Regions from separate parts of the Homo sapiens genome. Here region 2 is linked to region 1. A link is a loop called in an ENCODE intact Hi-C map of the cell type or tissue named here. Cell type or tissue: Calu3. All regions are shown on one strand. Links, peaks and the distances in the headings refer to the core of each region. The heading gives the core; the rest is flanking DNA. Region 1 overlaps ADAM23 (ADAM metallopeptidase domain 23). Region 2 overlaps ADAM23 (ADAM metallopeptidase domain 23).

Region 1 (5,391 bases), core at 263-5,262:
ATACATATACAAAAAAAATTAAAAAATTAGCCGGAGGTGGTGACATTTACCTGTAATCTCAGCTACTTGGGAGGCTGAGACAGGAGAATTGATTGAACCCGGGAGGTGGAGGTTGCACTGAGCCAAGATTGCACCACTGCACTCCAGCCTGGGCGACAGAGTGAGACTCCGTCTCAAAAAAGAGGAAAGCTTTTATTTTTGAGTGGTAATAATGCCTAAAATAGAAATTGCCTAAGATTTCTACTATTTAAAGAAATAGTACTTCTTGGCTAATAGAACTAAATATATTCCTTTTGCTTTAAGACAGAGTTACATTCTAATCCATAATAGTCCCAAATACGTATGACATTTTATAAGAATTTTTTTTTTGAGAGCTGAAAAAAATTTTTTGAGGTATGCTTTCTATGAGATGAAGGTTGTTTTTAAATTTGATTGCCACTTCAGTAGTATATCAGAACTTACTGGATCAAAGTACTTAAATTCACATGTTGAAAGTCAAACTGAACTAGAATAATTAATACATTTATTTCTGAATATGTGGGGATTTGCTGCTGGGCTTTAGGATAATCATCTCACTGAGAGTACTCATCTTACAATCTTTATACTATACGATCCAGAATAGTTATTTTGATAATTCTCACCTTCGGGTTGAAAAACCAAATTCTAATCTTATTTTTTTTCAAAAGACAGTTTTCTTAAGGATTGCATGTGTTCAGGAAGGAAAAGCAACCATTTTAAATAAAGATTGTTTTAAACTGATCAGAAATGTGAAAGTAAGTTTTGTTATAAATGGTGATTGCATATTTTTCTTTATATGCAAAATTAGTTCTAATTCATGCAGGAAATAGAAACATTCTGCCTACATTTGCATTCAAGCTTATCCCTTTAATTCAGAGTGATTTAACGTTGGCTGCCTGAAAAAAATGCAGATATCTTATTTTCAATAGGTATCACATTATCAGTGGCTTTCCATTAGAAAAGAAAAATCCCTCAATTTGGTAAAAAGTATCTTAGTACCTGGCTGGTGGAACCTCATTTGCAAGCCAATTATAGCCTTGATAAGAGTCTGCAAACATGTCTTTGAGCTGCTTAAGTTAAAAATAAATATTAAAAATCTTATTCTAATAGAAAATTGGTTGAGATTTTTTAAAGTGCATAAAGTGCATGAAAAGCAAATGTTTTGCGTACGTGTTTTGCTACATACTTAACTATGCGTCAATAAATGTAAATATGTGAGGATAATTTAAATATTTTTCAATTTAAACCTCACTTGGTTTTCCTTACTTAAAAACCACTACATTTTATATACACCTAACAAATTTTGAGTTTTCATTAATAATCATGATTTGTTAGGAATATATATAAACTATTTAATAGGAATTGTTAACTGAACCAGCTTACCTCCTCCCTCAACCTAGAGACTAGAAGGATTTAAATTCTAGCTGTGTGATCTTGAGTAAGTTATTTGGGGATAATAAAACCCACCTCATAGAGTTGTGAGGAGCAAATATTTGTTTTAGGCGAAACACTTACAGTTTCTACTAAACCCTAGGTGTCCAATTAAATGGCACTTCAAGTTAACAAATCTAGTGGTCATTGTTCTGTCCTTGTCTTACTCTCTCAGCAATATTGGACACAGTTGATTACCCTCTTTTTTTGAAAATTTTATTTCATCTCTTGGCTTCTATGACGTGGTAGCTCTCTCACCTCACTGGCTATTTCTTCCTAGTCTTTAAAATCTGACCTCTGGAATTATGTGAGTGCCGCAGGGCTTGGTTCAGGGCTCTTTTCTCTTTGTATACTCTCTACCTAAGTAACAACTTGCAGCCTCAAGTCTTTAAGTGGGATCATGACTTTAAACTCGTTATTCCCTACTTTTAGCTCTAGCCCCTTAAGTTCTGTGCTCATATACAGAACTGCCTATTTGATATCTCTATTTTAGTGTTGATTTGAATAGAACTTCTGAATCAGAACTCTTAGTTCCCTAGTCCTAAACTTCTCTTCTTCTAGTCTCTCTTATTATTTTAAGTGGCACCACAATCCCCCATCCATTCAAGTTCAAAACCTAGGAGTTATCTTTTAATTCTTCTCTTTCCTCACCTTCCACATCCTATACATCATCCAGTCGTGGGAGCTCTACCCTCGTAGTGGTACTTGAATTCACTTCTCTCTACAGTTGTTTAGCCTCCATTATCTCTTACCTGGACTATTGCAGTAGCTTCCCAACAGGTATCTCTGTTTCCATTCTTGGCACTCTCTAATTTACATAACAATGACAGGCAAAATAATTTTTCTAAAAAGAAAATCAGAGGATTGAAAATTACAAATATGAAATAAATTTAAAACATTACATTTTGATAGACTTTTAAAATACCTCATTTTATTAATTTTTAAAACTTGAAATGTTTTAAAACTTGTCATGTTTTCCGTGATCATTATGCTATAAAAAGAAATCTCAATAAAATAACAAATTAATACTCAGAAGCAAACTAAAATTCATCTTAATAGGTGTGTAACACCACTGCATTAGAAGAATAGATATCAGCTAATGTTTTCTCTTTCAATCCACAATTCAGTGGAACTAGAACATTTTCATCATCCCAGAGGAACTTAATGTTAATATTTTTCCTTTTACTCTTAAGTGTATCTTGGAAAGTTTTCAGCTTGTGGAATTTGCTAGGCAACTTAAAATGCTGAGCTATCTATAGAAACTTCTTTATGCCAAGTTTACAAAATGTGTTATAATGCCTGAATAATTTCAGATTAATAGGATGTTTTATGACCCAGTTATATGCACACATTACAGTTTACTTTAAAAGAACACAAATATAGACAGTTTGGGTCAGATTATGATGTACAGTAGTGGCAATAACATGAACAGTAATAGTAATATTATACCAACAGTTATGTATTCATGAATACTATAATAATAGCAGAATATTAATTTATTTAGCATTTATTATGGGTAATCAGTGTTTTTGTTGTTATAAAAAATAAACATTAGATATGTAAACATTGAGATATATATTCTTTGTTTAAAAAACATAGTCACAGATAGAATGAAATGAAGGGAATCTGACAAAAGTTATATATAGGGTGCGAATGGGCAAAGGACAAATAAAAGAATTTTCTAATGTAGAAATATTTTGAATCTTTATGAAAGATGCATTATTTTCATAATTATAATTGAAGGTAAATTTCAAAGACTTGTGCAAATCTGAGTCTGTGGTTTTAAGTAGGTTTTGTTTTCCTTAGTGTTGTAGAAATAATAACCTCATGGACCAGTAGAGGGCATGATTTTCCTATGGTAGACCAGTTTTCAAATGTCCTCTTGAAGACATTAAGCAAAGCGTACTACTCCTTGCTAAAAACGTAGCCCTCCAGATGTCATTGTAGAATTACTCTATTAATTTACTTTTCTTTATTTCTTAAATAAACATAAACAATCATAAACTCTCAGCACACTTCATTTTTACTTTTTGTCTTCTCTTTGTTTTGACTTTGAGCAGTCAAAAGCAAATGGCTTCATTTGGAGGAGGCATTCCTCTGAAAGGATATACTAAATGCCTGGCAAATGCTGTCCATATCATGGACAGTATCTAAAGCACTGACAAAGACATTTTCTTGATCTGTGCGTGGCCTTGAATTTAAAGTGAGACAAGTGGGTTAAGCCGTTTGTATAAGCTACAAAATGTCATTTCAATGAAAACAAAAGGATTGAATTTGTAGACATTAAGACTAAATTTAAAACTTACTTTTTAGGTATAAAGCTTCTCATATCGATTTCTATAGGTCCTTACTATTATTCAGAACATCGTAGGTTTTTTTGTTTTTTTTTGAAAAAAATTTTGTAAAGACAGGATCTCACTGTGTTGCTTAGGCTGGTCTCAAATCCCTGGCCTCAAGCAGTCCTCCAGCCTCCACCTGCCAAAGTGTTGGGATTACAGTTGTGAGCCATGCTGCCCAGCTAACATCATGTTTTAGATAGTCAGAGTTTTGCCACCTAACAGAGAAGTAACACCACCAAATCCAGTATACCACAAACTAAATTATATATTTTTAAATCCATATTTCTACTATTACTGAGATATTTCTGCTTTTACAGCATTTTGAAATTTATTATTCACTTATGATTTGGCAGTGACTGGTATGTATTTCCCCCCTAGTATAAGAAGCATCGCTCTTCTCATGCACATACCAACAACTTTGCAAAGTCCGTGGTCAACCTTGTGGATTCTGTAAGTATCCTGGTTTTCTTGAATTTGTGTGCCAAGATGGAATGGTTTATCTCTATTTGCTTACTTGTACTTTAGGTATTTCTTGAACAAATTTAAAAACACAATCCTGAAGCTCATCTGGCTAAGGAATTATAGGATGGTCCGCTTCACAGAGTAGTGCTCTGAGAGTTTCAGATGACTGAGTTATTCCCGGAATCCCAAAGATACATTAGTGTTGCTTCTAAGTTGCGTCTATACATTATTGCCCCCAGTCTGTGGAGGACAAAAACAGTGGAGAAATAGCTACCAAAATCTATTTGCTATTATACTGGCAAATGAGACTTTTTAAAGAAACAACTGGGCTTTTCTTAAATATATGGTGGTAACAGAGAAGAAAAAATGGATTGAAGCAGAGTATGTTTGGAGAATATAGGTAATACCAAAAAAAATTTTTTTAAGGACACAAATATATTTTCTTAGTGTTCCCATTGGTGTGATATTTCATACTTGATTTCTAGATGATGGAAATAAGTGCAGTCCCCAAATAAAACTAATTTGGAAGAATAAAATATGTATCTCCTTACAAAGACTTCTAACTGTACAAATCTTCAATATTGATATGTTTTCCTCACTTATTTTGTGAATTACAGAAAATGCTTAAGATTTTCTGCCTTTTTCCTGCCTTAGGTTAGAACTCTATAGATATGAACATTATATATTATGTTCCAATGAATATTTAAGTTGACTAGTCAGAAATTAAATATAGAATATTACTCCATATGTTGTAATGTAAAGTGCTATTTTGCTTAGCTAAATATATTTTTATCGGGTATTTTATTGTGTGTTCCTTCTTAAATGCGAAAAAAACCCCACCATTTTTTATAAGTTGCCAAATATCTAAATGATACTTATTTACTCCAAAGAGCTGCCTTCTTTTCTGCCTTTTAAGCAGTCCACAAACCTCCAATCATGTAAATATTCATAACATATGTATGTTATGTACCTGGTGGGCACAGCTGCACAAAACTATAACATGAGTGGATGTGCGTCGAGTATCTCATATAGAGTTAGGATAGCATCTCAGTGCCAATTTACACCTGGTTTATTAATTTTCTTTAATTTCAGCTCTTGTTTATCTTCTCAGAGGAAAACCACAAGTGAATGTGGAAAAGAG
Region 2 (5,391 bases), core at 178-5,177, 99 kb before region 1:
AGTGCCATACACTTTTAAACCATCAGCCCTCGTGAGAACTCACTGTCATGAGAACAGCATGGGGCAGTCTGTCCCCATGATCCAGTCACCTCCCACCAGGTCCCTACCCCAACACTAAGGATTACAATTCAACATGAGATTTGGGTGGGGACACAGAACCAAACCATAACATTCCACCCTAGCCCATCCCAAATCTCCTGTTCTTCTCACATTTCAAAACCAATCATACCTTCCAACAGTTCCCCCAAAGTCTTAACTCATTCCAGTGTTAACTGAAAAGTTCAAGTCCAGAGTCTCATCTGAGACAAGGCAAGTCCCTTCTACCTGTGAGTCTGTAAAATAAAAAACAAGTTAGTTACTTCCAAGATACAGTGAGGGTAGAGGCAGTGGGTAAATGCTCCCATTCCAAAAGGGATACATTGGCCAAAATAAAGGGGCTACAGGCTCCATGCAAGTCCGAAACCTAGCAGGACAGTCACTAAATCTTAAAGCTCTGAAATAATTGCCTTTCTCACATCAGGGCACACTGATGCAGGGGATGGGCTGCCACAGCCTTGGGCATCTCTGCCTTTATAGCTCTGCAGGGTACAGCCTCTGTGGCTGCTTTCATGGGCTGGCATTGAGTGCCCGTGGCCTTTCTAGGTGCATGGTGCAAGCTGTTGATGGATCTACCATTCTGAGGTCTAGAGGGCAGTAACTCTCTTCTCACAGCTCCAATAGGCAGTGCCCCAGTGGGGACTGTGTATGGAAGCTCCAACCAAACATTTCCCCTCTGCACTGCCCTCATAGAGGTTCTCCATGGGGGCTCTGCCCCTGCAGCAGATTTCTGCCTGGATAGCCAGGTGTTTCGTACATCCTCTGAAATCTAGGCAGAAGTTCTCAAGCCTTGACTTTTACCTTCTGCATACATGTGGGCCCAATACCACGTGGAAGCCACCAAGGCTTGAGGCTTGGACCCACTGAAATAAGAGCTTGAGCTGTACCTTGGCTCTTTCTAGCCATGGCTAGAGCTGGAGTAGATGGATGCAGGGTACCATGTCCTGAGGCTGCACAGAGCAATGGGGCCCAGGTCTGGCCCAAGAAACCATTTTTCCCTTCTAGGCCTCTGGACCTATGATGGGAGGGGCTGCCATGAAGGTCTCTGAAATGCCTTGGAGGCATTTTCATTCACCTCCTCTTAGGCAAGCTTCTGCAGCAGGCTTGAATTTCTCCTGAGAAAATGGGTTTGTGTTTTCTGCCACATGGTCAGGCTGCAAATTTTCCAAACGTTTATGCTCTGCTTCTCTTTTAAATATAAGTTCCAGTTTCAGCCCATCTCTTCATTCACGCATATGGGCACATACTTTTAGAAGCAGCCAGGTCACATCTTGAATGCTTTGCTGCTTTGAAATTTCTTCCACAAGATACCCTAAATCATCTCTCAATTTCAGTGTTCCACAGATCTCTGGAGCAGGGCACAGTGCCTCCAGACTCTTTGCTAAAGCATAGCAAGAGTGATCTTTACTCCAGTTCCCAATAAGTTCCTCATTTCCATTTCAGATCACCTCAGCCTGGACTTTGCTGTCCATATCACTATCAGCATTTTGGTTAAAATCATTCGAGAGGTCTGTATGAAGTTCCAGACTTTCCCACATTTTCCTGTCTTCTTCTGAGCCCTCCAAACTGTTCCAACCTCCGCCTGTTACCCAGTTCCAAAGGCGCTTCCACATTTTCCGGTTTCTTTATAACAATGTTCCACTCCTGGTACCAATTTTCTGTATTAGTTCGTTCTCACACTGCTATAAAGAACTACCTGAGACTAGGTAATTTATGAAGAAAAGAAGTTTAATTGACTCACAGTTCCGTAAGCTATACAGGAAGTATGACTGGGAGGTCTTAGGAAACTTATCATGGCAGAAGGCAAAGGGGAAGCATGCACACCTTACCATGGTGGAGCAGGAGAGAGAGAGCAAGCAAGGGGGGAAGTGCCACACACTTAAACCATCAGCTCTCATGAGAACTCACTCACTCTCATGAGAACAGCATGAGGGAAATCCACCCCCGAGATCCAATCACCTCCCACCAGGACCCTCCTCTAAAACTGGGGATTACAATTCAACATGAGATTTGCGTAGGGACATAGAGCCAAATCATATCAACCCTGGACTGGTGACTATGAGAGCAGGATGTGGGAAATCCGTCCCCATGATCCAGTCACTTCCCACCAGGTCCCTCCCTCAACACTGGAGATTACAATTCAACATGATATTTGCATGCAGGCACAGAGCCAATCATGTAAACCTTGGACCAGTGACTATGTTGCTCTTGAGCTTTGATCTGTAATTATATAGCTGGGCACACTCACTTTTGCTTATCTGCATGACAGTGAGGGAGTCATCCTGCCACATTAAAAAAAAAATCTTAGATGGTAGTGAGAACAAGGTAGTCACGTATTCCTGGACCACTTCTTTTTGCCCTCAGTGGGGCTAAAGATTAAATTTAGAAGTAGTCAAATCCAAGCACAGCTAGAGACATCATAAAGAACATTCCAGAGTCATGGAGATAGAGGTTTTTGAGTATCTGTTGAATTCCAGTGCCTGTTTTAGAACCTCCTTTCCCTTAGTGTGGTTATTTAATAATTTACTGCATCAAGTTGTAGTCTGAATCACTTAGTCGGGTGCTTTGTGCTGTCTTTTAATTGTAAGCAGGCCTGCTAATACCATATACTATAATAGCTGTATTGCAGATGGGCTCCATTAACAATGTGAATCAATCAATGCTTAAGAGAGTCCTCTCTCCCCATGTTTATCCTTGCTTTTTATGTTTTCAGGTAAGTAGAATGCATGAAATCAACTTTAGCTCAACTCTCCAATGCATTGGTAATAAATATAATATATTGCCTTTCTATGGAACCTGAATGGTTTTATTGAGGCACTTTCATATCTATAATCTCACATGGTCCTTGCAGCATAACTGCCAAGATGATTATTATTTCTGTGTTCTGGATGAGGAAATGCAACCAGAGAATGAGTCAAAAGCCCAAACAAGTCAGGTCAGTTTGCTAGAGGTCTTAAGAATTATTAGCGTGACCAAAACGACCAGGACTGTGGTTTATAGACTTCCAGTCTCTTGTTTCTTTTTTCACACATCTGTGGGTTGAATAGGGAAGTTTCTGTCCTTTGTAGACAGCTTTCTTCTTGATGATAAAGACCTGTGAACTAACTGCAGCTGAACTATATGCATGTGTACACACCTCACTTGGCCTTCCTCTATGACCAGCTGGTTTTCTCATCTTTTTTTTTCCTTCCCTAAATGAGTACTCCAGATAAATAACCTTGTTTAAACTACTAGCATTTTTAGAATATTTTGCTTATCTGCTTACCTTTCCTTCTTTAATTTTCACTTTCCTCTAGCAGTTTTTCCTTCTTTCTTGTATATGGAACAAAGTGGTTATGTTTGGTGTTTCCAAATAATATGTCAGACATTCGTACCATTCTAGAAGTAGATTTTCTTTTTGTTTTGAAAAATATTTTCTAATACAGAAGTATGCTGCTTGAAGAAGTAGGTCTTCAAAATAAACTGAATTTAATTATAACTGGTTAATATACCCTTTATTTTTTACTAATTAAGGAAATGATATACACCAAATTTAAACTTTTTGTCAGCATGTGAAATGCAGTATAGCCAGTGTTTCTACACTGACATCATATTTTGGTGCAAAGCAAGGAAATTGGCATTTTAACGATCCAGTGTAGCCATTTATTTGCAGGATAAATATGATTGTGCTGCTAGGCTGTATAGAATGTCAGAAATTCCTTTGACTTCTCTCTTCTGGAGGAAGAATGGTTGGAGGTCAAGTTTCTGGAGGTCTGACAGATCAGCTGTTACCAACTATCTGGAACTGGACAAGTTACTTAGCCCCTCTAAGCCCCAGCTTCCTTATCAATCGCACAGTGCCTGGCATACAGGAGGTACATGGGAAATGTTACCAATTAATGACTGACCAGAGGCTTAGGGAATCCAAGTTGTGAACTGCTCTTTCATGAATAATGTATTTCTTTCATTAAAAAAGAAAGGAGATTTAAGGGTAATTGTGAGACAGTTGTGGCGAGGGGTGATTCTCAGGGTCTTTCTGGTTGTATGGCTGCAGATGAGCTTGATTGGTCTACCTCAGACGTAAGTGAACACCTAAGAAGGAGAGACTACATTGGGATGCACATGATGTCTCAGAGGCTGCAAGCCCTGGACCACATTGAGGCAGTTGTACTGTAGGGGTGTAAAGAAGTTTTCCATAAACCTTTGCCTATAATCAGGGCACTCTAAGTCAGGCTTGGATATTAGGCATTTTAGTGGGTTGTCAAGGTGAACCATTTGCTTCTTGGAGCTAATTGTCAGGATGGGTATGGTATGGCCCCAAATACTCATACTATAAATAGCACACGTTCAGATGATAATTTCCCCAAGATGTATTCCAATTAGACATCCACCCACCTCCTCTCTTTTCCCCAACTCACCAAACGAAACCAAACCTAAGAAATACTTTCATCTGCCTTTGGTAGTTTTCTGGCTTTGGAATGAAATGGAACAATTATAAAACCATGACAAATAGAATAGGACATAGACCTCCCAACCCAGAAGAAATTTAACAGGGTAGAAATATCAGACATAAATTCTGTTTTTATTTGGACACTAGGACAATTGAATATGTTATGACAAGGAGATAAGATTTTGGTTTTTGCGTCTTAACAGTCTTAACCAAGAAGAGTTAATACACTGATTCCCCTCTTCTTATAAATTATGGCTAAAATTATGAGAGTTAGTAAACTTGGTAATTACTGTGGACAGCCCTGTGTAATGTAATGGAGTTTCATCTCTGCAGAACGTTTAGACTGTAGTTAGAAGCATTTATCACCGTTGGGCTGCATAAGTACTGTCACTTGTTCCCTTCAGAACCAGTGTGATACTGAGATGATGCCGTCTTATTACTTTTGGCTTTGCAGTGGTTTGTTAAACAGTTTTTGGAAATGGTTAATTATTATTCTTTACCCTTCTGATTAACTATAACTATATCCTTATTTATTCTTTTATTTGGGATGTTAATCCTTTTAAGACCTACTAATGCATTTTAGGATTGTTACCCAAATAGTATATTTATGAATTATCTTGTCTGCCATCAGATCTTAAATTTGTTTTTCCATTTAGTTTTTCAGAGTTCTTGGACTTCCCTTATATTTTCACACCGTAATGTGTTAAACATTTATTAACTTACTTGTATGAAACACTTGTTTGTGATGTAATCGTTTGAGAATCTTTGTTCTTTCACAGAAAGCATAATCTCTTCCTTGATACACAGACCTACATATCCAACTATTTAACCTATATCTCCACTTGGATGTCTTATAGGCAACTCAA

Evidence for each region. A loop is a pair of places that touch in the nucleus more often than their neighbours do. Peaks named below come from ENCODE experiments on the same cell type or tissue, not always from the same donor. Only the 100,000 strongest peaks of a DNase experiment are listed, where the experiment ranks them.
Region 2: a loop joins it to region 1, with 2.5 times the contacts of the local background. A loop is called at or near these places in 19 of 110 quality-filtered maps.

What each region holds. Positions count from the first base shown.
Region 1 is chr2:206,553,261-206,558,651 of GRCh38, forward strand. ADAM23 (ADAM metallopeptidase domain 23) reads left to right here. Exons shown (of 26, transcript NM_003812.4): 10 at 4,167-4,238. Among named protein-coding and RNA genes, the nearest start is that of FAM237A, 87 kb to the right of the region's middle. In Calu3, for the core only: a CTCF peak has its summit at 3,363; no DNase peak of the experiment used is centred there.
Region 2 is chr2:206,454,301-206,459,691 of GRCh38, forward strand. The region is part of intron 2 of ADAM23 (ADAM metallopeptidase domain 23); the gene reads left to right. Among named protein-coding and RNA genes, the nearest start is that of ADAM23, 13 kb to the left of the region's middle. In Calu3, for the core only: no CTCF peak of the experiment used is centred there; a DNase peak (open chromatin) is centred at 3,041.